Regions from separate parts of the Mus musculus genome. Here all the other regions are linked to region 3. The links are chromatin loops, found by intact Hi-C in ENCODE. Cell type or tissue: heart. All regions are shown on one strand. Links, peaks and the distances in the headings refer to the core of each region. The heading gives the core; the rest is flanking DNA.

What was found. A loop is a pair of places that touch in the nucleus more often than their neighbours do. Peaks named below come from ENCODE experiments on the same cell type or tissue, not always from the same donor. Only the 100,000 strongest peaks of a DNase experiment are listed, where the experiment ranks them.
Region 1: it touches region 3 in a loop (2.4-fold over the local background); 3 of 42 quality-filtered maps call a loop at or near these places.
Region 2: a loop joins it to region 3, with 3 times the contacts of the local background. A loop is called at or near these places in 2 of 42 quality-filtered maps.

The regions. Positions count from the first base shown.
Region 1 is chr8:57,324,243-57,334,180 of GRCm38, forward strand. It overlaps Gm34030 (a long non-coding RNA gene), which reads right to left. Exons shown (of 4, transcript XR_378998.4): 2 at 8,515-8,606; 3 at 8,259-8,312; 4 at 7,449-7,788. Hdnr (Hand2 downstream lncRNA) reads left to right here and starts at 8,193. Exons shown (of 3, transcript NR_131041.1): 1 at 8,193-8,391. Hand2 (heart and neural crest derivatives expressed 2) reads left to right here. Exons shown (of 2, transcript NM_010402.4): 2 at 1-275. RefSeq lists an enhancer at 8,886-9,938. In heart, for the core only: CTCF peaks have their summits at 3,772 and 4,406; DNase peaks (open chromatin) are centred at 3,979, 4,509, 4,809, 8,139 and 2 weaker places; H3K4me3 peaks cover 7,125 bases; H3K27ac peaks cover 8,000 bases.
Region 2 is chr8:57,352,784-57,362,721 of GRCm38, forward strand. Hdnr (Hand2 downstream lncRNA) reads left to right here. Exons shown (of 3, transcript NR_131041.1): 3 at 1,156-1,797. Among named protein-coding and RNA genes, the nearest start is that of Gm34030, 23 kb to the left of the region's middle. In heart, for the core only: CTCF peaks have their summits at 981 and 4,388; DNase peaks (open chromatin) are centred at 1,018, 7,908 and 8,408; H3K4me3 peaks cover 2,006 bases; H3K27ac peaks cover 1,592 bases.
Region 3 is chr8:57,507,297-57,517,234 of GRCm38, forward strand. It overlaps Hmgb2 (high mobility group box 2), which reads left to right and starts at 4,547. Exons shown (of 5, transcript NM_008252.3): 1 at 4,547-4,709; 2 at 5,279-5,452; 3 at 5,766-5,911; 4 at 5,994-6,168; 5 at 6,670-8,703. The coding sequence starts at 5,303. The coding sequence ends at 6,831. It overlaps 2500002B13Rik (RIKEN cDNA 2500002B13 gene), which reads left to right. Exons shown (of 4, transcript NR_126553.1): 4 at 2,792-2,966. In heart, for the core only: a CTCF peak has its summit at 4,353; DNase peaks (open chromatin) are centred at 4,455, 5,375 and 5,425; H3K4me3 peaks cover 3,616 bases; H3K27ac peaks cover 3,330 bases.

The DNA.
Region 1 (9,938 bases), core at 873-8,872, 180 kb before region 3:
TGAAGTGTATCTTTTTAATACTCGGCCTTCGGATATAAATATTCCTGGGGGTTATAAAGTTTTATTTCAAAGCAGAAAACAGGGCCGCTAACATTTCTGTCGGGTCGGTTATCTAGTGCTGTCACATTTCAAATGTCATTGTCCCCTAGTCGAAGATGTTTCCACCAGCTTCTTGTTTTTGTGCGCTTCCGTCCTCTAAAACTAAGTGGAATTTAATTAATATTGAAGGTGTAAACATTGTAAGTATTCAATAAACCACTGCGTGTTTTTTTTACAAAAAAAAAAAACCTAATCTTTACATGGGTGATACCTCAAAAGAATTTTGAAAACAAAGCTGTTATACTTGTTTTCATAATATTTAAAATATTCAGAAGTAAACTAAATTATCATAATTGCCTCCAATTTTATTTAAAAAGAGTCAGTGGTTCTCATCCATCACTATGACCTAAGGCTCCCTAGATGAAGGAGCTGTTATTAAAGCAAACTGTCCTGGTGAAAATCCTGACCAAAGGCCTGGGCTGCTCTCCAGTCCTGTCTCTCTTCTTCTTGCCGAAGCTCCCAGGAGAATATCTGGTTGGGAGAAGTGCCTGCGCCTTGTGCAGAAGGTTTAGGTGGCCTTGTTTTATAGGTATCTATCGGAAGCCCTGTGCCTGGTGCTTCGTTTTGTGTTTGGGGAGCATTTTTTTTTCTTTCCTGTGGAGGAGGTGTGAGGAGGATCCAGGGCCTTATTACAGGCATAGGAAATAGTCTGGGGCGTTTAGTTCAAAGTAGAGGGCTTTTATCCAAGTTTTTTTTTTTTTAAGAGAGAGAAAAAAGAGAGAAGGAGGTTTTGCTAGCTGTCCAGATCGGAAGATTCTCACATGAGCAGTGGTGGTGGAGGAGGGGAGTTTTTTTGAAAGAGTCTATGATTAGGTAACAAGGAATTTTACGTCAAGTAAGAAATCGCGAACAAGACCACAGATTTAAAGGGGGGCGAGGGGTTGGGTTAGATTTACAAGGAGCTACAGGGAACTCAATATTAACTGCTCGGTGCCTGAAGTCTTCGAAGCTGCAGCTCTTGCAAGTGGCAACTAACCCCCTGAGTAGCAGCCGCCCAGAACTTCACCCTCTTCCTGGGCTTTGCTGTTCAGGGGTCCTGTACTATCCCAGAAGAAACTTCACCCCTGGCTCTAGAAAGTAAAGAAGCTGAGTGCTATTAGGAACGGGTGGAAAAGTGGAGAAGGCAAACAGTATTTGAAAGCGGCTTGTTTCATGGAGCTCCATGCATAGTAATCTGGTGTTGTAGAGCCTTGCCAAAGGGTTTCCAGCGTTAGCCATCCTTGGGGTGATATTCACACCCTGCTGCGGAGCCCAATCCCTCAAGTGTTCCCAGGGCTCACTCATAGCTTCTCTGACCCGGGTGGTCTGCAGTCAGCCAGCCTGGCCCTTCGTGGGGGGGGGGGGGGGCGGTGTGAGTGGTGTTTCGGACTTCTGCGGATGGCTGACAACAGGAGGGCCAGGGGTTAGAACAACTAGGCCAAAGCGATCTGAACTTTCTCCCCTCAGGTCAGCCGACGCTGGGCCGACCTGGTGGGCTAGGGGCTGTGTTTACAGACACTTGCCTTTGTTTATAGCGGGGGTGGGGAGCAGGGGAGGGTGGTTGCCCAGGTTTTCTGTAGCTCTCTGGATCATTGTCTGTTTGACCAAGCGGGGCTCTCTCCTTTTGCCTGCAGAGAGGCCTTCTGCTTCTTCACTTTTATCAGCTCAGAAGAAAGAGTCTGTGTTTTAGAGGTAGAAGAAAGTATCTAAGAGGGTTCTGGAATAGACAGAGATGAGTTGGGTGACAGACTTAAACGCATCTGTTATCTTCACATGAGCTTGTGTGCCTGCGTGTGCTGTGTCTTCTCTTCTAGGCCTTAATGGAGTCCGGTTTAATCAGCGGTTCTGCTTTATTAAATACTAGAACAAGGGAATCTAAAGACCCTGGTGCACTGTTCCTAGGTGGTCATTTTTCTAATTCTGGCGCGTTTAGCCTGGCGATCCAGGCATCTATCCTTTTTGACTCTCCAGAGCCACTGAGCTACACAGGCCTCTCTCCCTCCGGCCAGTACTAAGCCCTAACGCTGAATACACCCCACCACCCCAACCGTCCAGGAAACCCCAACTGGCTGGAATCCAGGTGAGTTAGGACTAAAGCCAGTAAAAAGCTCCATGTTCCAATGCCTCCGCTGAGCAAACCCGCTAACTGGACTCAGTTCTGAACTAGCTGGACCCTTCAACCTGCAGAACATACAGGCAGTCCTTTCCTCGGTCCCGAATCTAAACTGTCCCAGCATCCCCAGTCGCCTAATGTTGCCTTGTCAAACTCCCATGGAGCGGGCTAGTGGGTTGAGGCGGGATTTGTCCAGTGTGTCTGTGCTTTTTCTCCTCTACACACTTTTTAATTCTTTGTTTAAAGGCGGTGGAGGGGAGCGATTCCACGCTTCTGCTTGTGGGAATGGCTAAAAGGCCTCTGCTTTAATTGCTCCGATAATGTGTCTGCTGCCATTTTGTTAAGAGCAATCACTCCTGCAGTGAATTCACAAGCGTTCTAGACAGGCCGGAGCCGACAAAAAATGTAGGATTTGACGTTAAAAGCTAAATGGGATGCTGGGGCTCAGAAGGTAAATTGATGGCCGATCTGGCTGTCAGGTCTCAGCCCCAGACCTCCACGCAGGACAAAGTCTGATGACCCTGAAGCACCGGCAGGGTTCTCTCTCTCTCTCTCTCTCTCTCTCTCTCTCAGTTTGGGAATGAATCTGAAAACCTCAGAGTGGACTTCAGTATCCTTCTTGCCTGGCTTTTCCAAGACTTTTGCTCCCAGCCACAGACAGCAGCTACTAGACACCATGTCTGAAATGACAGCTAGGTCACTGGGGGATCTTACATGTCTACTAAAACCCGAGACACACGGAGGAAGCAGGGATGTCTGGCTAGTTCGGTTCTAGCATTTTCTTTAAGGGGGAGCAGGTGTCTGAATTTAGATTGTAGAAGGAACTGCCCTGGGGTGTTGATTTCAGCCATGAAAATGGATGCAGCGGTGTCAAGGCCATGCCACTCTCCGTGACCCTTTCGAAATATGCCAGCCTCACTTCCGGGTGGAGTGATGGCCCAATCCGCTTCCCTCACCTGTGGCTCTGCTAGCTGTTGCCCCCATGGCGGCAGAGGATCTCAAAGCTAGTCTCTCCTGGTGTCAAAATATGGGGAGAGGAGCAGGGGGCAATTTCAGATTCCGAAGGAACAGATGTGAGGAATTCAGAGCGATTTCAAATGCAAACCCGCAGGAGCCAAGAGCTTTGGGGCTACTCTACCTCCCACCCACACCCACACCCACACCCGGACTTTGAGGAGAAAACCTGGGTCAGGTGCAAGGGCCTGAATTGCGTTCACAGGGCTTCCAAACAGAGCAAAGGATGCTACAAAAACCCGGCCTTGTATTGAAAGCGCGGGTCCACAAACTATAGGAATCTGCTCCATCAGTCCAGGATCTTTAGCCAATATGTCGTTTCTAAGGTCGTTTGTGCGAGTAGTGGGCTTATCTCCCACCGCCGCCTTTCTTTTCCCTTGCTTCTCCTAGTGTGGGAGCCCTACCTACACACTCCGACTTGGCAGAAGGGTTGGCTGGTGGACGCAAAATAGAGTTTGTTTGAAAAGGAAGTGTGGCTGCATAAACACCATAGACTACTGACTCTGGGCCCTAACCGCTGCCAATCTTGTCACGCATCTTAACCTAGGAGTCTCAAATTCTCTGGCCCAGATATCCGCACGAGAGGAGGGCGCTAATGAGTCCCCGGATTCCACTCTTGTCCCAGCCCTTGGATCTCATGGACAGAAAGAAAATTCCCAAGGAACCGCCCTTAGACTGGGGTTCAGAAACCGGCTGGAGGCCCCAGCAGCCTAAATTGCTCTTGTGGGGATTATTGGGGAGTGTGGAAGAGAACCCTTAGATATTTTTTAACTGTTTAAAAGAGGAAGAAGGGGGCTGTTCCAAAAAAAAGGAAACCAATCCCACGTTTCCGGGGGCCGGACAGTTCTAAGAGCGCCGCCTCGCCACCCAGCCGGTGTGCTTCGAAGCACAGCAACTGTCTGCTCCAGTCACTAGCCTCCTTGAAGTAAAAGGAACGGAGTCCCGGACTCCTGCGCACAATTCTAAACTTCACCCCCCTGGTTCTCACCGGTTGCCCCAAGGTTCTCGCCATTTCACCCTGCCCAAGTCAGTTCTCTTGCAGAAACGAGAGCAACAACCCCATGCATATACATTCCCTCCAAATTTCTCCCGGTATTTGGATCGCTTTGATGATCAGATGGTAGAGCCCTGATTACAAATTTATTCCCTGACTCTCTGTCCGTCTTTATCTCCGCTATTAGGGACATCTGGGAGTGATTAGTGCCGCGCCCGCTCCCGGCCGCGCTTTCCTATCTCGCCGCTGCGAGGCCCAGAGCCTCGCTGACGTCAGGGCAGACGGCTCGGAGCCATCCCAGCAGAGCTAGCTGGGTGTAATCGGCGGCTGCGCGGCCAAGTCCTCCCGGGGCCGGGCAGGCAGCTGGAAAACTCCATCTCCATCCGCCTGCGCGGACGAACATTCTAAATACATATTTTTAGCCCGGGATATTTTTGTTTTGTTTTGTTTTGTTTTGTTTTGTTTTGTTTTCCTTGTTTGGGGTGAGAAGGGGCCAGTTGGCGATGCTTACGTGAAATCTTCCAATCTCTCAGTCGGTCCTGTGCCTTCCTCTTCGAAAAGCCTCCGACTATTGGTCCCTACCGATCAGAGTTCCTTTGCTACCCATGAACCAAGCGCTGCTTCCCTACACCAATAGAGACAGCCTGGGGGCGGGCGCGGGGGTTGGGGGGGGGAGTAACGCCAGTGCAAAACGGGGACCCACGTGGTTACGAGTAGCCCTTATGCGGCCAAACGACTCTCAGGGAACTTTTTAGAGGTAACTAGTGTCCCGCCCACTGCACCCGCCTGTACTACAGTTCTCCGGACCAAAATGATGGAATTTTCCTGCCTAAGGGGACAACTTAGTGATTACAGGACTTCACTTCTCTTGTGACTGCACCTCTGCACCTGCTTTAGAGCCTAATAGATCTAGTGACAGCTGCCCAGCTGGTGACACTTCTTGAGCAGGACAGGCGACTAGCGCGGTAGCTTTGTCCTCTGTTCTGTTGCGGCGTCTCGAGCAGAGAAAGGAGATCTGTGTGTGATACCTAGATGCTCACGCCCTCTGACCCTGACGAGCTGTTGGCTGGCAGGACAGGTGCTGTGATGAACTCAGTATCTGAGCTGTCCAGGATGGAGATTTGTGTTTCCCAGAGAACTAACAAACTTACAAACCCACCCATATTTCATGAAAACCTCCAAAAATTCCGATTGGCCAGGCCAGGGACTTCATTTCAGAGCTTGGAATTCTTAAAACTTCTGCAGAAAATTCTAGAAACACTGCCTGAGGCCACACCAACCACCACAATTGGTACAGAATTTTAGGAATGTTTTTCTTGAGCCACCAAAACTACTGTCTTATGTGGGTAAGGGTGACACTATCAAATATGAAGAAAGAATAGGCCAAGGCCTCCATTTTTAAAGTCTATACCCTTCAAGAGAGAATTGGACATATCCCTGATCAATTTACCTTGATCAAAGATAGATGCCTTGCAGCAGCCTGGGGTTTATTTTCTCATGTACCAAACAGGGCAAACTGCCTGTTCAGTCAGAGGCTACACTGTATTGAGAGATAAAGAAGGTGGCCTTTCTTTGAGGGAATAGACAAATAATGTCAAATTCCATGTAAGGGAACCGAGAATATTAAAACAAGCCCGGGAATCAAGAATTCCCAAGAGTTCTTCACAACCACCCGAAGCAAGTCTACGGAACAAACTCCTCCTGCCTTCTTGTGATCTAGACTAGGAAGGGGCCATTCCCTCTAAGTCAGAGAAAAATGTCACCCTGAGTGTCCCATTTCCATTCATTTCTATCCTCTGCAAATGGGGAAAACAATCAAGTGTATGGTCTGAAGAGCTGATCCTTGGTGATGTCAGGACTCTGGCCTGGCTGAGAAGCAAAGGAAATAAAAGCAGGGAGCCTGGTTGGTTGGTTTGTTTGTTTGTTTTGTTTTGTTTAATAGTGTTGCCAGGTGGGTTCTTCATGGTCTGCCTTAATGTTGGAATCTGGTTAGCTCAGACAATCAATTTCTCAACCAGGTCACTCAAAACCACAAAGATCCACACTATGCTGACCTACAGTATTTTCTTGCTCCGGGTAGAAATTATATGAGAGTGGAGTCAATTTAGATGGTCCACTGGCCCAGGGATTCTCCCTGTATGTCCCCAACCAAAGAAGCTAGATTCGTAGGAAGCTGAGCCTTTCTGATAATGATCATGGAGTAGTAGACAATTCTAGCCTCCAACCAATGCCTCAGTTGCTTTCTTGAGTAGTTTTTGTTTTCCAAAGTGTGTCTGACAGGACCTTGGTAAGAAAGTACAGACTTACCCAGAAACTCTCTATTTAGACTAAGTATCGAAACATGACAATCCCCTTGCCTCTGACTTCCAAATGCTGGGATTAAGGGCACATACCATTATACTCAACTTCAAATAATATTTTTAATACACAACCCATTGGATCCAACTAACCTAATGCTTCTCTTATGACTAAATGGAGTCTTTCAAAATATAATTCCCTTACATAATACCAAGCCATCTTTCAAGCATTGGTGACCAATAACCGAAGTCATGGAGACCTGCAGAAACATATTATTTGTTCCCATGATGTTTGCTGCTCAGCCAGTTAAAAGTCACTTAAAACAAACAATGCACTTACTCAAGGCCAGAGTGTTCAATCTTCATCAAACGTATTGCCTAGAGGAGGCCAGAAAAGATAGTATTCTAACCCAAGATGATGGTAAACCCTCCTTTCTGAAAAGACAGGAATGATGGTCATCCACCGGGGCCTTCTTTTTAAGATAGATTGTTATTGTTGCTTGGCACAGACATTTTTGTCTTTGGGATAAAACAGAAATGCTCTCTCTCTCTCTCTCTCTCTCTCTCTCTCTCTCTCTCTCTCTCTCTCTCTGTGTGTGTGTGTGTGTGTGTGTGTGTCTGTGTCTGTGTGTCTGTGTGTGTGTGTGTCTGTGTGTGTCTGTGTCTGTGTCTCTGTTGCTTGTGGCTTTAGTTTTAAAGAAAAAACCCTGGAAACAAAAATCTAAGTTTGTAGTAGTAGTTGGGAAGGGAAACTAATGCGGTTTTAATGGGGGGTGGAGATGGTCAGACCGCCTGACCATCGCCTTCCCTTGAAAATCTGGTTTTCATATTCTCGCTCAGTAATCACCCAAAGCCATAACTGTCTCTGAAATTATTCATTAAAGTCATTTTCAGGGATTCTCACAGGATGACTCTTACGTTTATGATCTGAGAGCAATGACATCAGCCTCTGTCTTTTTTCCGCTTTTAATTAATGCTCTGGAAAGACAGGGTTGGGGGAGGTTGTGAGCCTGGGGAGGGGGCGGGAGGGGTGGAACTCTTAGGCCTCTCTGCTTTGGCGCGGTCAGCTGAGCGCCGGCGCGCAGACATCCTTTGATTAAGGAGGGTATTTCGAGGAGTGCAGGCTGTGCAGAAGATCACGGCTGTGCCCTGTGGTGCTGTCAGCAGTGACAGATCCCAGATGGGGCCCGCTACTGTATGGCAGATTGAGTTTCTCAACAGAAAACTCACCCTTCCTCCTAAACGTCTTCAAAAACCTTCTCCGGATACTCCATTCATCCAGGTCGTGTCGTCTGAAATAGAAACAGTCCAATCCCAAAGTTGGTTTTGTGTGCGTGTGTGTATGCTGGGTTTATCTCCACCACCATCCCCTCCCTTCCTCTTCTCTCTGCACTGTCTCTCCTTTGTGCATCTTGGACTCCTGAAGGCCACTCAGAGCATAGATGCGGTGAGTGGGGGGGCGGGGGGGAGTGTCCCTGTTTACCAGGCTCAGGGCACCAAGTGGTGGAACCAGCACTGAGGTCCCCCCACATGCACCCGGAAAGCAAGGCAATCCTGTGGGTAGAGAGATGCGGGCTAAGGCAGTGGGTCGCTAGGGGAATTCAAGGTGGACCCAATGAGTCACACACTCTGGAGAGGAAAAGCTGGGGGCGGGGAGGGCGGGAGATAAAGGAAGAAACTGAAGGCGCCTTGTCTCGACTCCAGCCAGCTTAGTTCTTTGGAGAAGCAGTGTGGAGTCCTAAAAAAGGAGGCTGAGTCTTACCGTTGAGGTCGGTGCCGGTAGAGAATGGGAGGGAGTCTGCAGGAGCCAAGCACCCTAAAGAAGAGGAAGAGAGCACGTTGCTGAGATTTGAACAGCGACCTGAGAGGTCAGACTGGACCCAGGCCTCCTCAAGGTGAGAGGGGACGACGGGTGGAAGCCCAAGTTTCTACACAATACTCCCCCAGCAAATCGTATTGTAGAAATAGGAACTTATTGCAAACTGTTCTTTAAAAGTAGTTTCAGAAATGTTCCAAACCTTTGCTCTGCAGAAGCAACGGAGATGGAGATTCTTCCCTTTTCCCGGCCCTTCGGTCCTTCTCCGGAAGAGCTACTCTGGCCAGCTCTGGGCTAGGGGCAGTGGCCGAAGAGAAGGGGAAAGTAAGGTTGAGAGCACTGGATTCGAGCCCAGCAGAGAGCGGTTTCTAGGCCCCACCCACCCTCCCCCCAAGGTTTTCTTAAAAGTGAATCTTGGCGTGGTTTTTGCAGACCAAACATCAGAAACCCGGGAGAGGAATCTAGAGAGTGCATTTTGTTCTGTTTTGCTTTAATAATAAGTAGTGTGCCTTGTTAAACACCCTATTACCCCCGCCCCCTTCTCCCACAACCTCTCTGGAGAAGAGTCTTTCCGGAGCGCCTAGAAACCTAAAAATAACACGCCACGCTGAAGGTCCGGAGAAGCCACCGGCCACCTCTACAGAGTGGGGATGCTGCCCGTGAAAGGTCATCACTTTCTTCACCCCGACAACCTGACAACAAAGCCCAAGCAGTTGATCCTTTCCTTCCTTTGAGCCCAGGATCCAAGCCCGAAATAGATGGGGAGGCCCCAACCCTACAGCCATGAGGAAAAAGTGGTTCCTCGGTGACCACCGTGGCCACCGTGGCCACCGTGACTATCTTTCGAGTTAGAGCCTTTGGTCAAGTCTAGATGTCACACTTTAAATGCCTTCCAATGTTCCCCTTCTCGAGTCTAATTTTTGCAAAGAAATGAGATGGGACCATCAGACTCTGCCTATGTTGCTGCCATCTGGTGTGCGAGCAGTCTCCAGCTTGTGCTCCAGCTTGTGCTGAGAAGCACGGCTGCAGTACCTTAGGGGTAAACCTATGATGCCAACCCCACTCACCTCCGCCAATGTAAGTTCTTCCTCCCCTCCCCTGACAATTCCAGCCTCGATTATCGGGTTAAAAAAAATCGAAAAAACTCTTTATATAAAAACAAAACACGCTGAATTTCAAAACGACCGCTCACCTCCTCTACAAGACAGCTTTTGTTTTCTTTGGCCGTGGTGGATGAAAGGAGTTTATTTTGATTTTGTTTTCTTGTACCCACATGTCTTGTAAAAAGGTTCCTGTGCACGGGCCTGCCTCCCCCACCCCATGACCGCGGGGGCCTTGCTTCCAGACTTCGGTCCCCACCACTTGGGTTTTAAGCCCTCGCCTGGAGCCGAGGTGTAATTGTGACCCGCCCTAGCTCCGATCCTCCCGGGGATGTGGTTGGCCTGGCCAGACTGAGGCCGGGACCTCCCAAGTGGCGGCCTAGGCTCTCGAGAGCTTCGAAGTCCGTGCCTCGCAGCCTCCTCCCCCTTTCTTTCCTCTGCGGACCTTGCTAGCTTTTTCTCTTGGCTCTGTACTTTGCTCACCTCCCAGCTCAGAAAGGGTAAATCTTTTCTCTCTTTCTGTTTG
Region 2 (9,938 bases), core at 665-8,664, 150 kb before region 3:
ATGATGACTGCAGATGCACATTTCCCTTGTGTGTGTACATCATCAGACCTGCATATTATTTACACGTGCACGTGTGTGGGGTGTGTGTGTGTGTGTGTGTGTGTGTGTGTGTGTGTTATTTCTAGCACTGTACATTGGGTTGGAAAAAACAACTTCCAACGGTTTTCTCTAAGTTCTACCATTTTAAAAGGAAGCAGGCCAAAAAAAAAAAAAAAAAAAAAAAAGCACACAATAATAACTCTTTTTCTCCTTTTCTTGGTGGTAAGGGTTGACGCCAGGGTCCGGGGCCCTAGATAAAGGTGTCTCTACCATTTTAGCCATAGTTCTGTGAAACTGTTCAATCCACCTGCTTAAAACACAAACTGCTAATTCACGAGCCACTAGACGGTTACCATAAAGATCAGTTACCATTTCTCTATGACTTATTAAACCTTCTTGCTATAATAGTATCGTCGAAGGGGAGGGATCTAGCTTTTCATTTAAATTCCTCATTAGTCTCTTGGAGCAATTAAAGAAAACATTATTCCCTTTACATGCGTGAATTAATAAGGTACCAGGTTGTCCGGTAGAGCGGGGGATTCCTTTAGCCTGATTCCTTGCCACAATGGCAAGTGAGTGGTAAGTAGCCATGGAGATCCTAACCTCGGGATGCCCTTTTTTCTGTCCCCTCTTGGCTCCGCAGAATGGTGTAGAAGTTCTGTGCTCTGTGGCGCTTTACTGACTATAATGCTTTAAGTACCACAGTTAGCTCTGTGGGTGGGTGGGGGTTGAGGGCTGAGGAGGTAGCTCTCCAGCAGCCTGACGTTCCTCGTGCACCGGTCGGGGTCGTTGGATTAAGGGGTCGGTCTGCCAGAGCCGACTTTGTGGGGAGGAGAGAATGAAGAGCGCCCCAGCTGATCCTTGGTCTCCTGGTGGCACTGGGAAGGAGCCAGCCTGCCCTTTACCGCCTCCTCTACCTCCCGCCTTGTGTTCTTCTTTAAAAAGCCAGATGGCGCCATCTCTCAAGTCGTTCAGTAGCGGAGGGCTCCAGGGCTGGCTGGCTTAGAGAGAGCTAGGGGGCGGGTGGACCCTCACGGCTGGGGCGGGAGCTTTCTGCCCGCCTCTGCAGACACCAGTTGGCTTTTCTCTTTTTTCTTCTCCCACACCCCTCGCAAGATGCCGACAAGCCCAAAGGAAAGCGGAGTGTCCTGTGTGCCACATGGAACTCGGGGAAAGGAAATGATTAAAGCCGTGAGGTTTCCTGGCTCTTCGTGGTGTTTACGGTGGGTTTTGATTTGGGAAGAGAGCAGGAGAGGTTATGGCCGGTTGCCATCTGCCAGCGTCCTCAATCTGCCTGGGCTACAGATGACATAGGGGCGGGTGGGCACGTGCGCTCTGTGTGCACATTCCGAGTGTGTGCAGGAGCGTGTCTCGGAGTGTCTTGTGTGGTGGCCTACCTGGCAATACATGCATGGTTAAAAAGAAGAGATCTTCCAGCTTCAAGAGGAGGGGTTTCAGGTTCTTTCAGACATCTGAGGGGCTGCATCTTTCTAAAGTGCACACGTTTCTTTTTCAAACACTATTTAAAAATTTTTGTAATGTTTCCAGTCTTTGCATACTGTAAATGGACAGGAATAGGACAGAAACCCCATCATTAAACACTTACATTGATTTAAATCAAATTCCACTAAGTGAAAATGCTTGTTGAAATTTGGAAAATATTTTTTAATGTAATAATGACATTTGGACATTGCAACTATAGACAATAATCATCAAATCTGAAATTAAGATAAATTTAATAAAAGTGATTTTTAAATGCATTGGAATGTTGTGGGAATAGAGTTGGCGTATGGTCTATAGCTATCTTAGGATTTTAATTTAAATGACAGAAAGACATACACCAACACATAAAGTACTCAGCAACATTAATAAGGACATGTGTTGTTGATTTTTTTAAAAAAAATAATGCTGGTCATATGTTTATATTGCAATGTACACTTTGGAGCAATGTCTTTCTTCCTTTCTTTCTTTTTTAGAGCAGTGGTTTTTAAACCACGGGTTGTCAACTATTTGTTCATCTTGAAACCAATACTGTGGGGGAGAAATAGCTGGTGTCAGAAAGTTTGCAAAAGATCCTGGTGTCTTAACAGCTGCTGGTAGAATGGCTGAGGGCCATAGTGAGTACTTCAGAGGCTTGGTGACTGATGCGAGGGTGAAGACTCTTCCACTGCTTTTACAGCCCCTCTGCTCTGGTGCTGAGAAGCAGGTACTATTCCCATTGCTCAAACCCCAAGGCGCTGATTAAAACACATCTAACACTTTTCTAGGAGTTGCCCTTCTAGACTTGACCTTGGGAATGGCAGCCATCTCCCTGTTGAGAGCATTCCAGATGCTGAGGTTGCCTAGCTGAGCTAACACTCAACTTGGGTGTGGCCTCTGTGTCTCCCTCTTACCCTGCAAATGTATGAAGCAAATGGCTTGAGATTTCTGTACCATTCTGTCAGTCAGGAGGAAAGGAGAGTCCCATATCTTGGTCAAGAGGAACCTGCCCACAAACTCCATTTTAGGTTTCCTAGTGTTCTGACTTGAGGAATATGCGGATTTTCCCCCTGCTACCAATCTAGAAGGCACCACTGCTAATAATCTAGTGTTCCAGAAATGCATTTTCCCTTGTAGCATATGCTTTTAGGCTTTAGAAGGTGCCAGAATCACCTAAATGGCTGGGGACTGGTCAGTGGGCACAATAGATAAAGGAGTTTCCATCTAGTCTAATGATCTCTTCCATCTCTGTGATTTACTTCATGACGTGGCAGGCACACACCCTCCCCACAAACTAAATAAGTGTTATAAACAAAACAACAAAACAAAGACAAAAACAAAACCGCAGTCCTCATTTCTGATCCAGCAGGTCTGAGGCAGAGTTTAAGAACCTGAATTTCTTATAACTTCCCAAGTGATGCGAAGGCTGGTCCAGGGAATAGACTTTCAGAACCATTGCCATATATCCTCTTAAGAAGGTGTGAAATGGAAGGTGATTGACAGGGCAGGGTGAAAGTGTCCCTGAATCCTTCCACACTCACCTCATGCTAAAGCTAACAGCAAGTCTTGCATACTGAAAAACTTCAGTGGAGGGGAGTGATGGCTTACAGAGGGATTTGGGTACAGTAGAATTTTATCACTTTATACATCTAAAGGATCGTGCCAGGAATATAAATCTTCACACATCATAAACTGTTCATTTTTGTCTTGTGTTTAGTCTTGCATATTTTAAAGCCTAGGGGGAGAGTCAAATCAAGATAGTTCAATGAAAACTTAACCAATGGCAATTCTTTTATATAAAGATAATGTTTACCACTGTGCTGCAAAGGGACAGATATACTCTGTATTAAATGGGAGCTGTGGGCTGAACTTGAATGTCACTGACTCTGCCAAGATGGTCCTGGCTCCCAAGGCCTGGCTCCTGTGGCTTCCTAGTGCTGGGCTCTGGCTGCTGAGCCTCAAAGGCAAATGGGGTTGTTGTGAAATGCGCTGTTCTTAATGAAGCTTTTCTTGAACCTGAAGCATGCGAGGCAATTACTCTCAAAGTGAGATGAGAAATTCGTCCGTTGAAAAGTTGTTGACCTTTCCAGGATTACTTTTAAAAGAACCGATTTGTTTTATTTGACACTCTGGGTATTATTTAATAAAACGCAACAGCCTCAAAAATTATCCTGTTTGTTTCATGTTCAGCAGCCTGGACTATCTACACTAAGTCCCTGAAATGAGCATCATTACTGGCGAAATATTGTTGCAAAAATTGGCATGGACTATTTTGAAGTGTCAGACTTCCAGGCGCTATTTCAGAGCTGGCAAGAGTCAAAGGCTTTTTATTGATTTAATGACGTTCCTTTTCCCTTATTGTCCCCATAATCACCTGCTTTATGAACTGTGGTTAGGGTCGATGTTGCAACTGGTAATTTTCTTAGAACCCAAATTCATTTATATATTTTCTGTCTTTTGATTTCCATCATTTCTTGGAATTGTTAGTGGATGGAACAAAAAAGAGAATACATTATAAACAATTCAAACAAACCCAAAACAAAATTCCTTGGACCCTTTACAGATCCCGCACATGCAAATATCTGTGGCTCTGCATTCCAACAGCATCGAGCAGGGAATGCATTCTCCACATTAACCTCTTTCTTCCCCAAGCAGTGCTGGTCTTTAAGCACTGTGTTTTTTATCTAAATCCAGGTTGACATTTTAAATGAATTCACATCAACTCAGCGCAGATGAGGAGGTAGAGAGCGTCTCCTTTTGACCCAGCATTTGTGCAATCCTGGCTGGATTGTTCCCAAGTAGGAGTGCCTACTATTTTAGAATGAACTCTGTAGATAGATTGTATGGCCTGCACAACCACAACCAACCACTGGAAGTGCTAAGTATGCTCTTTCCTTTGTCCTGCTAAGGGAAGAAGCAAACAAAACAAAACAAAACAAAACAAAACAAAACAAACAAACAAAAAATCTGTGATGTACACCTCGGGAATGAACATGATTCTCCTTATAGCAAACTATTTATAGAATAGATATCTTTTGGTTTCAGTCATAAGAACTTCGAACACAGAGCAGCATTTAATTTATGCAGGTACTCAATTCTGAACTTCACCATCAAGACCTGGATGTATATTCCTAAATGATGGAATACTCAATCTATTTTCAACAAGTCATAACTAATACTAGAATCCCTATAGTTATTATATATAAATAAACCTTACTCTGAAGCAGTGGGGATTTTTTCTCATTTCTCCAGAAAGTCAACAAGGCTGTTAAAGAAGACTTCACATTTTCCGACATGTAGTTCAGTGGATGCTTTGTAGGCAACAAGGACTTGGATTGAAATCTCAGCATAATAAAGGAGACAGAGACAGAAAAAGATAAGAACAAGGAACCTGTTGGTGGTGTGGTGGTGCACGTCTTTGATCCCAGCACTTGGGGTGCAAAGGCAGGTGAATCTCTTAGTTTAAGGTCAGCCTTGTCTACAGAGTGAGTTCTGGGACAGCCAGGACTGCTACACAGAAGAAACTCTCTCACAAAGAACAAGAGGAGGAGGAGGAGGAGGAGGAGGAGGAGGAGGAGGAGGAGGAGGAGGAGGAGGAAGAGAAGGAGGAAGAGGAGGAGGAGAGGGAGGAAGGAAGGAAGGAAGGAAGGAAGGAAGGGGAAGGGAGGGAGGGAGGGAGGGAGGGAGGGAGGGAGGGAGGGAGGGGAGGGGAGGGGAGGGGAGGGGAGGGGAGGGAGGAAATTTTTTTGGAAGGAGCAGGACTATGACCTGATTTTTAAAAAATCTTTTATGAACACATACATGAATCTATGAATTGTTGCTCTAATATAGGGGAAAACATGTGTTGCTTTTGGTGCTGATATCTGAGAAAAGATGACAAATATTTTTGTTCAGTTAGGTAACGTCTATCTGAAAAAAAAGATCAACAACGTATTAAAAATAACATTCAGTCTAGGCCAAACCTTCCCGCTTGGGAAAGCCTTTATCAAATGTCTTTACCCTGCTGTTAGTTATTTCATGTTATGTCAGCTCTTTTTTTTTTTTTTTTCATTCCATCATCTCCTTATGTTTTCAGAAGTCCGTGATCCTAGCTCAAGGTGGCATGAGATAGAGTTGGAGAGAGGATGAACACTGCTCTCTTAGAGAACAGGACTCTAAAACACACCCTTTAATGTTATTTGTCACCATTCTTCTCCATGTGCTTTCTACTGAGAGCTTGTCAGACGAAACCATATTGCAAAACTAAATTGTTGACAAAATGCTTGTGATTCCAAAAGGGCCTTGTGATTGAAAGCAGTTGCAGGGCTCCAACGTGAGAATGTCGCTTCCCCTGTCTGTTGGTGTGTTTGTAGGTTCCTACAGGTCACAGGTCTGGACTTCGACTGCCCCCAAACAGCAGTCCCTCCACAGCCAATTCAAGGCAGCTTGGAGCTTGGGTTTTAGAACTCTCTGCTTGCAGATATTTGTTTCCTAAGTTAGCATCCAGGGAAATCCCATGTTCATGCTCTTCCTTGGTCATCTCTAATCCAACTTCTTCCTGCATCCAAATCATGTCCAGGGACAGAGACAAAACAGCTGAGTCGTCCTTGATGCTTCCCCAAATGTGTTGACTGAGGCCAAACTCAGCAAAACCTTCAAGATTCCTAACAAGAGTCTCCTTTCAAGTCATGTGACTTTAGGAGGCACTTTCCATTTGTTCCTGGTCTGCTTAGTCAACATTTAGCCTGCCTTTGAGAATATCAAAATCAGCTCTGCCATTGACCAGAAACAAGGGCATTTCTTCTGAAAAAAGGTAAAAGTAGCCTATATGCCCCAGTACAGGGGAATGCCAGGGCCAAAAAGTGGGAGTGGGTGGGTAGGGGAGTGGGGGGTAGGATATGGGGGACTTTTGGGATAGCATTGGAAATGTAAATGAGGAAAATACCTAATAAAAATATTTAAAAAAAAAAAAAAAGAAAGAAAGAAAGCTGCAGTTGCTTACTTAACCATCTCCCTAACCTGCTTTGCCTTGCTATAGCCAAATGCTATAGATTGGATAATTTATAAAAACTAGGTGTCTTAGTCAGGGTTTCTTCCTGCACAAACATCATGACCAAGAAGCAAATTGGGGAGGAAAAGGTTTATTTGGCTTACACTTCTATGCTGCTGTTCATCACCAAAGGAAGTCAGGACTGGAACTCAAGCAGGTCAGGAAGCAGGAGCTGATGCAGAAGCCATGGAGGGATGTTCATTACTGGCTTGCCTCCCCTGGCTTGCTCAGCCTGCTTTCTTATAGAACCAAGACTACCAGCCCAGAGATGGTCCCACCCACAAGGGGCCTTTCCCCTTTGATCACTAATTGAGAAAATGCCTGACAGTTGGATCTCATGGAGGCATTTCCTCAACTGAAGCTCCTTTCTCTGTGATAACTCCAGCTGTGTCAAGTTGACACAAAACTAGCCAGTACACTAGGAATTTACTTGGTTTATGGTATTGGAGGCTTGGAAGTCCAATATATGATGCTGGTATCCCTATAGTGGTTTTATGTTGGGTCTTCTTATAATAGAAGGCAGAAGAAGGGAAGGGGGCAAACAAGTCCACTAGCTTTATAACTAAGTCACTCCCCAGATTAGAGCATCATTCCATTCATGAAGTCAGAGACATATGACCTATAAAATAACTTTCAAATCCATAAACATGAAAGGACACATTCACAGCACAATAATGGTAACAATTAGAATGCAAAAAATTTAAATATTTCTGTTGTGTGTCAAATTTGATATGTGATAAGAAATTATTTTTAGACATTTAATACATTTGGCATAGCAATTGCTCCTTGGCCAATACAGAATAACCCGGAACTAATAACCCGGAAGCTCACTAAGGAGGGAGAAAAATTGTTTTCTCATATTGACTTTACTTCCTTTGTCACATTTGTGTCCCAATCAAGAAGAAAAGTCTCAAGGAAAACACAGTTCATTGTTATTTAGAATTTCAGAATAGCTAATTCTCAAACCATGTTTTATGATCATTTCCAAGGGCTTTTACTGTTTAGCTTCATCTTGTTTAAAGATGTTCGAACTGTGTTGAGATTCATATCAACAACCAGAAAGTAATATCACGGTTCTGGTTGCCATTATCTTGCTGAGACATGCTAGAACTAGACTGCTTGTGTTAAAATTTAATGGACTAGAGAAGAGAAGTTTTCAAAAAAAATCTTAATGATGGAGGATTTGACTCTTCAGACATCTGGCAGATGTCTTCTTTTCTAAATTCAGAACATCTGATAAATCATGATTTCCTCAATTAGTGCCCTCAGCTTTGACTGCACGTTAGGATATCTCTAGGCTCTTTTTTAAAGAGGGGTGAGGGTTCAGTCCAGTGGTAGAGAACATTCCTGGCATGCACACAGCCCTGGGTTTGAGCCCAGCAAGGCAAAAATAATCAGACAAATTGAGTTGTTTATCACGGCACTGGCAAGTAACCTCAGATCTAGGAAGTCAAGGTAAAAGGAGAGAGAGTTGAGTCAGCCTGGGATGCACAGCAAGTCCCTGCCTCAAAAACAAAACAAAACAACCAACCAAACAAACAAACAAACAAAGAAACAAACACAAAACAAAAAACTCAAAAGCACACCAAAGGAGGAAAAGTGGCAGGAAGCCTTGATTCCTTGCTAATTAAAGCAAAATCTCTCTGGCTTGGGCTCCAGATGTCATTGTTGTTATTTCTAAGTGCCCCCAAGTGATTCAAATATGCAGCCAGGCTGACAGTCACTAAGCTACATGAAAATGCCATCTTTTAGAAGAGAGAGGAAGTGATGAGGAGGGTTAACACCCTGCTTCTAACTCTGGCCAACTAAGAGGCTTTGAATGGAAAAATCAGAAGTGACAGGAACCTGGACAAGGGCCACCTGGCCATCAGAAAGTTCCAGAGGGATGTCGTCACTACCAGACACACTGTTAGCCGGAGCTTAAGAAAACTTCAGGAAACCATAAAAACCTGACTTTCACACCCTTCTCTGGCATTCCAAAAAGACAAGGAGACATTCTGCCAAATAAAATTCGGATGCTACCACTTCGAATGGCAAAAAGCGAAGCACTGGGGTGGGGGAACCTCTAAAGAAGTAGCCAAAAAGATTAGTGTCTTCCGTCAGGAAACAGTCCACTGAGCTAAGATATATTGGAACATGTTGTGTCTCAAGCACGAAAGGCAATCTGGGGTCAGGGGAGCATGAGCTCAGACCAGATTTGCCTGGAATATGTGAGAAAAGACACAGAAAGCCTATGTTCATAAGGCAGATACATCCACATAGCTCTGTGGACACGATGGCTACTGTTGAAGAGACAAGATGAGCACCCCAGGATGCAGCTGCTCTGCAGACCAGGCAAGTGGTGGTTAGGCAAAACCTGGTCAGGAACTGAGGAGGAGCATTCTGAGCCAATGGCAGCTGTCCTAAATAAGTCCAAACACTGGTCTGGAAATAACAAACCATAGTGCTAATAGAATGTGCAGACAAAATCACTTTACTCTTTGGAAAAAAAAAAAAACAAAAACGGAGATAGGTTACCAGACTCTGCCCCACATCTTTGTTTTTTAAGGGCAAAGTAGGAAAATTCTTAGAACTGTAGACTTGAAGGTTAGCTATTCAAAAGTTCCAGGATTTACTTTAAAATGCCATTTGAATTCAAGATTTGATAATTAAATCATAACTAGGACATAGTTCATGAACAGAGTACAGGCAAGTCATAAAATTTTAAATCGGCTTATTTAAATTCAGTAGTTCATAAGCTTTAAGATGCAGATGAAAGCAAAACGACCTTTTGAAGTTGTTAGCTAAAGTACCAAGCCACCCCTGGATCCAGCAGCAGCCCAAGCGCCAAACCCCAACCCTTTCTGAGCACCAACACAAAGCTGTAAGTGAAAAACTGCATTTGAACTCCTTAGATGAAGGACAGCAAGTCAAATGTGGACACACTAAATATGGCCAATAATATTACCTCCAGGCTCTATGTATTTATGCGTAATATGTGTGTGTGTGTGTGTGTGTGTGTGTGTGTATGTGTATGTGTATATACATATATTTGTGTATATGTATATAACACAAATGAGGACTGTGTTCAGATTTGGTCCTGTCTACAAGATACCTCGATATGCATATGCAAATATTTCAAAAATCCAAAACAAATATGTAGTTGGAAACACTTCTAATCCCAAGAAATCTGCATAACACATATATCTCCATTAATTTGCTCACAGGTCTACAACTATGGGCCAGCCTGGTTGGTTTTTCTCTTGACTTTTTCTGGAACCTACCTTCCTTCTTTCCTTCCTTCCTTCCTTCCTTCCTTCCTTCCTTCCTTTCTTTCCTTCCTTTCTCTTTCTTTCTTCTTCTATTTTTGCTTTAATTTTTATATTTTTTATTGGTTACTTTATTTATTTAC
Region 3 (9,938 bases), core at 696-8,695:
GCCATCCCTGGGCTGGTAGTCCTGGGTTCTATAAGAAAGCAAGCTGGCAAGCCAGAGGAAGCAATCCAGTAAGCAGCACCCCTCCATGGCCTCTGCATCAGCTCCTGCCTCCAGGTTCCTGCCTTGTGTGACTTCCTGTCCTGACTTCCTTTGGTGATGAACAGCAATGTGGAAACGTAAGCTGGATAAATGCAACTTGCTTCTTGGCCATGGTGTTTGTACAAGAATACAAACCCTGACTAAGACAGACTGGGTCTGTACATACCTCTGGCTATCCTGGAACTCACTTTGTAAACCAAGCTAGCTCAGACTCTACTTCCCGAGTGCTGGGGTTTAAGCTGTGTGGTACTATGCTGGCTGTGGGCCTGTGTACTGGGGGCTTTTCACGGAGATCTCTGGCCCAGCTGGGCGCAAGGCTTCAGGCAAAGGGGAGAGAGTGGGAGCAGGGAGAGGGAGTTGTCTCCACTGCCTCCACAGCAGCAGCTGGCTCCACCTCAGTCACCTCAGTTGCTCCAAGACACTGCTGTACCAGTCACCCTGCACTGAGTCAGGCCGGACTAAGCCAATGAGAGGCTGACTAGCCAGAGAGGAGTGTGTGAGTGTGAGTGTGTGTGTGTGTGTGTGTGTGTGTGTGTGTGTGTGTGTGTGGCTTCTGGTGGTGTTTCAGGAGAACAGACCTCTTCCCAAGTGGCAGCTCTTATGACAGAAGCTCTCAGACAATGGAGTAGTTCTCACACACCTTTATTCCTCCTGGATGAGACCCTTAGATACAGTTTTGGGGTGGGTCATGGTCTGAAGGCAGGTACTTCCCATTGGGTTGGTCTGAGAGTTTGGGAATACCTTATCTGCATGTGGGAGGGCTTGGGGTGCTGCCCCTATGTGACTGATGGCCACAGACCTCTCTATGGGGGGACTGTGGGGGACTATGTAGCTATGTGACAGGAGCCAAGGGTCCAGGAGCATGGCAAAGCACCCACGGTCCCTTGCAGGTTACCCACTGAGGGGTCACCTGTGGGGTCACCAGGGTTTTAGCCTGGGCTGGACCAGGGGCTGGGCTGCCTATCACAGTCCACCACTCCACACTTGGCAATATTTTTATTATATTAGTATGTATTATACATATATTATGCTAAATATATATTATATATATTATTTATATTATACATCATGGTAAATATATATAATATAGTAATACTATATTTAATATAGTAATACTATATATATATTTACCATGATATGTAACATAAATAATATTACTATATTACTATTCATATATATGAAGTTACAGAAAAAAAATGAACACAGTGACTCAATTTCTAAATTATGTGGCCTCATTTATACCATGCCATAGACATATTTGATTAACAAGAAAAACATCTATTCAGATTCTCCTTTATATTTTCTAGTGGCTCCTTTGCCTAAGGGAGGAAGACTAAATTTCTTTGTAAGCTGCCAGAGCAGCCTCAGCCTCATTCCTGCCTTAAGATCCTGTAACAGGGTACTTGTAATTGTTCTCCCAAAGTTCTTTCTGCCTGAGCCCCTCCCTTCCTCTGCCTAATAAACACTTCCTGTTCAACCGCTCCAGTGCTGCTTACATAGGCTTCCTACGCCTTCATGGCTAAGGTGATTATGTTCTTAGTATATTATCATTATCTTGTACTGTTTATTTTCGTCTCTCTCTACACTAAATGTTCTGACAGCAAAGACCACTGTCTTAGTTAGGGTTTCCGTTGCTGTGAAGACACACAATTGACCAAAGCAACTCTTAAAAAGGACTACATCCAATTGGGGCTGGCTTATAGGTTTAGTCCATTATCATCAAGGTGGGAAACATGGCAGTGTTCAGGCAGGCACGCTGGTTCTCTGTAGCTTAGAGTTCTACATCTTGTTCTGAAGGCAACAAGGAGATGACTGTCTCCAGGGAGCTAGGAGGAAGATCTCAAAGCCCACCCTCATATTGAGAGACTTCGTCTAACAAGGCCACACCTCCTAGTAGTGCATTCCCTGGGCCAAGCATGTACACACATGAGTTTCTAGAAGCCAAAGCTATTCAAGCCACCACAACCACACTTCATCTTCCCAATTCTACTACTAAACTCAGTGCTTGGCAGAGTCAACATTTCTTGAATAAATATGCAACTTTTATATAAGTACAATCTACTTTACGACATGATTGTCTTGTAAAAGAAATGCCAAACCACATGTGATGCTAAAGACTATTGGTTGTCAATTTGACTACATCTGAAATTAACTTTAAAGCCAAAAAAGTAGCTGGGTACACCTGTGAGGGATTTTCCCCCCTTAATTAAATCACTTAAAGTGGCCGGGCATGGTGGCCCACGCCTTTAAACCCAGCACTTGGGAGGCAGAGGCAGGCAGATTTCTGAGTTCGAGGCCAGCCTGGTCTACAGAGTGAGAGTTCCAGGACACCCAGGGCTACAGAGAAACCCTGTCTCGAAAAACCAAAAAAACAAAAGCAAAACAAATCAAAAAACAAACACACAAAAAACCACATTCCTTTAATCCCAGAACTTGGGAGGCAGAGGCAGGTGGATTTCTGAGTTTGAGGCCAGCCTGGTCTACAGAGTGAGTTCCAGGACAGCCAAAGCTATACAGAGAAACCCTGTCTCGAAACACCCCCCCCCCCAAATCATTTAAAGTGGAAGATCCACTTTTAACCCTGATTTTTTTTGAGGCAGGAAGATCCATCTTTAATATGGGCCACACCTTCTTCTAGCAGCCTTATAAAGGACATGAAAAAAGAATGCTTGCTTGCTCTTGCTCTTCCTAGAAATTACTTCACTGCCATTAGAGCCTACTTCTTCAGGATTCTGCTTATACTGAAAACCATGTGGGACATCCAGCCTTGTGGACTGAACAACTTCTGGCTTCTTGGACCTTTCACTGTTAGTCAGCCATTGTTGGACCACAGCCTATAAGTCGTTCTAATAAATCTCCTACATATAGATTCAGTCTATTGGTTTTGTTTCGCTAGAGAACCCTGGTACACGTAACACTTAAATACATGATGTAAACGTGTAGTGCATCAGTAATTTCACTTACAATGCTATTTGAATAATACACTCAGGTTTGGTGAGCTTGACTGTGCGTGTCTGGTTTATAGGTTAGTTGCAACTGTCATTTATTAGATGTAAGATTTCAGGTAGACACAATTTATAAGCATTACGATTAACAAAATTCTGACACCTTAGCCAGGTATGGTGGTACACCCCTTTAATCCCAGGCAGAAGCAGGTGAATTCTGAGTTCAAGGTCAGTCTGGAGTATTTAGTGAGTTCCAGGACAGCCAGGCTACACACCGGCCAGGAGACCCTATCTTGAAAAACCAAAACATACAACAACAAAAAGCAAACCAAAAACCAAAAAAACAAATCTGGTGGTACCCTTAAAGCGGGAAAATATGCCCCCACACCTAACTGGCACCTTATTGTTTTTATTGTCGTAGAACATAAAGGCGGACCACTGTTTGCCGGCATTAAGTATATTCGCAATGCTGAACCATCATCCATTTCCAAGAAAAACACAACGTTCAAGTCTACTTTTTAAAAAGAAAGTTAAGAACCGCTAAGTCCTTAAGCACTATCGAAAATGATCCTCACACAGGAACCAAACAGGAGGGCAGCCCCGCAAATGCAAGCAAAGTTGCTGGGGGTAGAAAACATTGAAAATCCGTGAAAACAGCGGTGCCACATACGCGTCAATCTGCGAGGGGGGGGGGGGGGAAAGAGCTCTCCACAGCCAAATCACAAGGCAGAAATGGCCTGTTAGGACCGAGCCCTCCTTCCCCGGAAAGCAGCTTGACCGGCAAGGTGAGGGACCCTGGCCTCCCACCCGCGCCCGCGAAGTGTTGGGGTGCAGTGCGGCCAACCCGCAGATCTTAGGCGGGTCAGCTGTGGAAGACGCCGTCCCGGCGCGGAGGCAGGCATGGCTCCGATCGGAGGGCGAGGGCTACTTTATTTATTTTTAAATCACTAGGGGACGCGGCTAGGAGTCCGTGAGACTCTCCGCACAGTCTGAGGCTCCCCGCCCGCCGTGCTCCGGTTCCACCTCGGCCTCATCATGGCTCCGCGCCGCGGGCTCCCCACTTTCTTCCCATTTTTTTATTTCGTGAACTCGTAGCTGAGCCCCAGGCAGGCCACGGCATCCAAACCGCGGCTGGCCTAGCGCCTTTAGTCACCTCGGAGCCATCTTTATCACCTGAAGAGTTTAGCGCCAGGCGCCCTCCTTGCTAGTTTTAAATCTGGCCGGGGCAGTTCCTCTCGGGGCCTGCCCCACCCTCATGGCCAATCAGCAGCGGGCCCGCCATTTTTCAAACGCTTTTCCTGCCGCCAATCAGGGCCGAGCAGTACATTCCTCTCTAGACCGGTTCCAACGGGTCTGGGAGTTAACGACCTGGGAGACCCACCGAACCTGCTAGGCTTAGCCTGGAGGGACGGGCCTGGCCAGACACCCACCAATCGGAAGCCTTCTCCGTGGGGGGGCGGGGACTCTCCGGGTTTGAATAATCCTCCACAGCCAATCAGAGCGGAGGGAGGTGTGGCCCGCGACTGGTCTGGTCAAGTTGCCGTGGCGCGGAGAACTCTGCAAAACAAGAGGCTGGGGATTGCGTTAGCGAGAAACCAGTTCTCGCCGGAGCTTGGGGAAGGAAGTCTCTCTGCGGAGGTCTGAGGGAAGCAGCGCTCGCAGCAGGTAAGGTTCGGCCGGGAGGCCCGGGGCTTGGCGGCCTGGCTCTTAACGCGTAGACGTGGGGGGACGTCTGCCGGGCTTCGGCGTGGCGGCTTCGGCGGCTTTAGAGGGCGGCCGAGTCTTTGGGTGAGGGCCGGGGCCATGGAGGGCGGCCAGAAAGCCCTTGAGCCCGGCCGCGTTTCTTTTTCTTTCTCTCTGTCTCTTTCTTAAAAACTGGATTGGCTGTGGGTCTCGCGGTGGCTTGTGTAAGTGTAAGGCGCGCGGCTTTTCTGTCAGGGAGGGCGCGCGGCCGGCGGCGGCTTTCGGCCTCCGGGCGAGGGGCTGAGGCGCGGGCGGGCGGGCGAGTCGGGCGGGTCGGAGCCGGCTGGGGCTGGGCTGGGCCGGGCCTGGCCGGGGCGCGCGCTCCCGCGCTCGCTCGCGGGGGCGCGCGGGGTTTAGGCGGGAAGCGGAGCGGAATCCCCCCCCTCCCCGCTGTCCCCGCTCCCCTCCCCCACGCTCCTCACTCCTTGCAGCCCCCTCCCCGCGGGTCCCCACCCCGGTCCCCGGTCCGGACACGGCTTTCTCCTCGGCAGGTAGACAGACGCCGCGCCGTCGTCATGGGCAAGGGTGACCCCAACAAGCCGCGGGGCAAAATGTCCTCGTACGCCTTCTTCGTGCAGACCTGCCGCGAGGAGCACAAGAAGAAGCATCCCGACTCGTCGGTGAACTTCGCCGAGTTCTCCAAGAAATGCTCCGAGAGATGGAAGGTGAGGGAGGGAGGGCGGGCGGCGCGCGTGCCCGGCTGCAGGCCGTTTCCGGGCTGCTTTTGGCGGGTCCCCGCGGGCGGGGGCGGGTCGGATGGGGGGGGGGGACGACAGGGACCAGGGAGCGCGCGAGCTTTTGCCACCCTGGGGACCCGAGGGTTTTAAAGGTTGGTCTCCAAGCCGAGGGCGCCCTTAATGCAAATGCCTCAGAGTTTACAGATTGACTCGACTTATTTGTTTATCCACTTTCTTTATTACTCGGACAGCTAGGAGCTTTGAAGTCCTTGCCGATTGACTCGTTTTTTCTGCCCCATAGACCATGTCTGCAAAGGAAAAGTCCAAGTTTGAAGATTTGGCCAAGAGCGACAAAGCTCGTTATGACAGGGAGATGAAGAACTATGTTCCTCCCAAAGGGGATAAGAAAGGAAAGAAAAAAGACCCCAATGCTCCGAAGAGACCACCGTAAGTTGATCTGAGAACTAACGAACCCATCGCCCCCCCAGCCCCCATCGTCCTCTATTTGTTAACTCTTGCTTCCTTGCAGGTCTGCCTTCTTCCTGTTTTGCTCTGAAAATCGCCCAAAGATCAAAATTGAACACCCAGGCCTGTCTATTGGAGATACTGCGAAGAAACTGGGTGAGATGTGGTCTGAGCAATCTGCCAAAGATAAACAACCGTATGAGCAGAAAGCAGCTAAACTAAAGGAGAAGTATGAAAAGGTACGGTGCCTTTTAAATAATAACTGATATTTCTATATGATATATGTCAGCTGTAGGAACTTGGGATATTTGTTAACCACTGCCTGTCAGTTTTTGGAAACCCCAGATGAAAGTTGAGCAGTACAGACAAGTTCACCTTGTGATACTGTGTTTTGTGGCCCTTGCAAATTTCCTGCCTGTACACTCGTGGTAGTTGTGTAAATCTATTTTAGAGGGTAGAGTGCCAGCTATGTTTTTAGGTAGTTTGTATATTAAATATAAATATAAGGTGCGAAAGGGGTTGACATTGATAGTAAAAGTGCAGTAACTGATCTCAGGGAGCTCTCATTAGTTACCTGATGTGCTTTCTCAAGCATGGAGGGAACAATTGCTCTCAAACCTGGAGTGGTTTGAATACCAGCTAATAAGGGTTTTGGTCGATGTTAAATTGTTTACAATTAAGTGGTTTTTCACACTTGAGTAGTGGTATCGGATGCTGATCTTACTTTGACAATGTTTCAGGATATTGCTGCATACCGTGCCAAGGGCAAAAGTGAAGCAGGAAAGAAGGGTCCTGGTAGGCCAACAGGCTCAAAGAAGAAGAACGAACCAGAAGATGAGGAGGAGGAAGAAGAGGAGGAAGAGGAGGAAGATGACGAGGAAGAAGAGGAGGATGAAGAATAAGTGGCTGTCCTAAAGTGTGGAGTATATTTGCTCAGGCAATTATTTTGCTAAGAATGTGAAATTCAAGTGCAGCTCAACATTAGCTTCAGTATAAAAACTGTACAGATTTTTGTATAGCTGATGAGATTCTTTGTAGAGAAAATACTTTTTAAGAAGAGTTTGTAGCTTTTTCAGGGGCTACAACTACAGTTAGATTTAAAGCTTTTGATGTTGAATGTTTCTAAATATTTAATGGTTTCTTTAATTTCTTATGCTAGCAAAAAAAAAACTTCATAGGAATTTGTATTACCAGTAAAAATTTTTTTTAGGATGTTGCATTTTTTTGTTTTTTTTTAAATTTGTAATAAAATAATGTATATTAATTTGCATTGTGTTTGTATTAATTTTTCCTTAAACAGATACAGGCATGTTAGTCTTTTTACACAGTTAAGTTTTGTGTTAACCATTTACTAATTTGCTTCTCTGATTTTTGTGGTTAGAAGGGCCAATTTCTTTTAATGACCACAAGCTAACATATTAGCAACAGGTTAAAGCGTTAAGGACATACTGCCTTGATTTCCAGAGCAAATAGACTTAAAAAAACTTTAAAAGTTCTGTGATTGTACAAATAGTAAGTCTAAAAGATTATCCACTCAAATTTGGAGTCGGGGTATGATCTTTTAAATTTTTAGGCTTTGGGTAGTTTAGTATACTAAAATATTTTGGATAATGTACTAGATACCCAGGTGTGGGGATTTAATTATTTTGATTCACTTTTTTATCAGTATGGATGTGAGATATGGACAGGTCTTAGCTTATAAGTCTTAGCTTGTACCAAAATTGGAAGTTACGAGATGAGGTGAGTTAAATGTGTTGGGAAACTTGTGTAGATGTTGAAAGTAGTTATACCAGGCTGGGTGTGGTGGCAGGTACATGCAATCCCAGAGTGGAAGGTAGAGAGAGGGCAGGAGGGTTGGAGTTAGGACACCACCACCAAAGTACATGCTTCAATGGTATTTAAAATGTTAAGGAAATTATATATATATATCAGATAGTTACATCCCTTTTCAACTTTGGATTTTTCAAAACTACTAACAAATCAAGAATGAGCATAATCATATATTTATGACATAAGTATTACACAAATGAATTCTTAGAGCACTGACTTTGTTAAATGTCTGCATCTTCTCATGTTGAATAGGTTGTAATTTAACTAGTTCCCTAAAAATCTCAACAGATTTCCTGAGGCCAGCCTGTCTACAGAGTTCTAAGATGGCCAAGGCTACACAGAAGTTCTTGGCATCACTGTCTTTCTTGATAGCAGCCTACCCAACTTTTAAGAATATTCCTGTGACTATTTATATGTGAAAAAAGTCCTAGAAGGAATAACAGCTAAAAGGTATAGATAATACAGAATTTGCTACTTAGAATAATCTAAACCTTTATTTTTATTTAAATTTTATTTTATTTATTTATTTTGAGATGGTTTCTCTGTATAGCCCTGGCTGTCCTAGATCAGGCTGGCCTCGAACTCAGTTATCCGCCTGCCTCTGCCTCCCAAGTGCTGGGTTTAAAGGCGTGCACCACCACTGCCTGGCTTAAACCTTTACTTTTTGTTTCTGACAATGCTGGAGATAGAACCCAGAGCCTTATGCATGCCAGGCAAGTGCTGTACCTCTGAGCTCACTTGAATGCCTTTGCTATTTTCTCCCAAACCTGTACTTGAAGTTTGTTAGAAAGCTACACTAAGTAATAGTATATAGTCTACACTAACCATACTAGCAGTTTTGTAGTTCCCATTTGATCGAAGTAATGGTTTTCAAATTTCAGTCTTTGTTATTCTGATGTATATCTCACGTGTATCATATTCTAAAACAATATTTTTTTATACTTAAGGATGTTCTGTTTTGCTTTGATCTTTTTGTCTTGTTCTATGTTTTTATGGAGATAGTTGTATATCAGGAAAACGGCACTTTTTGGGGTTACTTTTTCCTTTGTCTTTTTTTTTTTTTGGTTTTTGTTTTTTTTTTGAGACAGGGTTTCTCTGGCCTGGAGTTCACTTTGTAGACCAGGCTGGCCTTGAACTCAAATCCGCCTGCCTCTGCCTCCTAAGTGCTGGGATTAAAGGCGTGCACCAACACCCCCTGGCTCCTTTGTTTTTAAATGAACAGCTTTATTTGAGTGTAGTTACATGACCCTAGGAAACCTATCTCAGCCAAGACCAATACCAGCTGTCCTTTGTTTTTTTTTTTTAAAGAGAAAAGTGAAGATTGGGGACATTGCACATCAGGTACCTAGTAACACCTGCTGCCCAAGCCTGAGAATCTGAGCTCAGGTCCCAGAATGAACTGAGGGCTTCTGACCTGTTTGTGTATGCTCAGTCACACAAGAGTATCACTATAAGAATAAATACAGCATCTTAAATCTGATTGCCCAGCTGGGTGTGCTGGTGCAGGTCTTAAGTCCTAGGTAGAGGAGAGTGGGTATGGAGTATAGCCTGGACTACATCTAGAAACGCTGTCTTGGGGAAAAAAGGAACAAAAACCTGACTTCCCATGACTTCATGTACCATGAAATGTTTTACAAAACAGTTTTTATTTCTCAGGGAATAACAAAATAAAGGAACTGTTAGGGCATTTTATAAGACTTAGTCTTAAAGGTGAAACAATACTTCTAGAAATGAGCCTGTTTGAGAATAGTTTTCCCTGAGATTCCCAGCGGCAATGCCTTTTTAGAGATTTATTTGTTGGTTGTTAGAGGCACAGGGCACAAGCTAGATGGGAAAGGGCTGGAAGTGATGAGTGGTCAGGGCCTGCACACAATCTTTTTTTTTTTTTTAATTTTTTTTTTTTTTTTTCGAGACAGGGTTTCTCTGTATAGCCCTGGCTGTCCTGGAACTCACTTTGTAGACCAGGCTGGCCTTGAACTCAGAGATCCACCTGCCTCTGCCTCCCGAGTGCTGGGATTAAAGGCGTGCGCCACCACACCGGGCCTACAATCTTTATACTGTTGTGTCTGATTGGCAAAATATTTTATGCGTATTTCAAACAAACATTAAGATAAATGGGAGGGGTACTTATTCTGTCTTGTTGGATAGAAATGATATAAAATTAATAGGTCTCACAAAT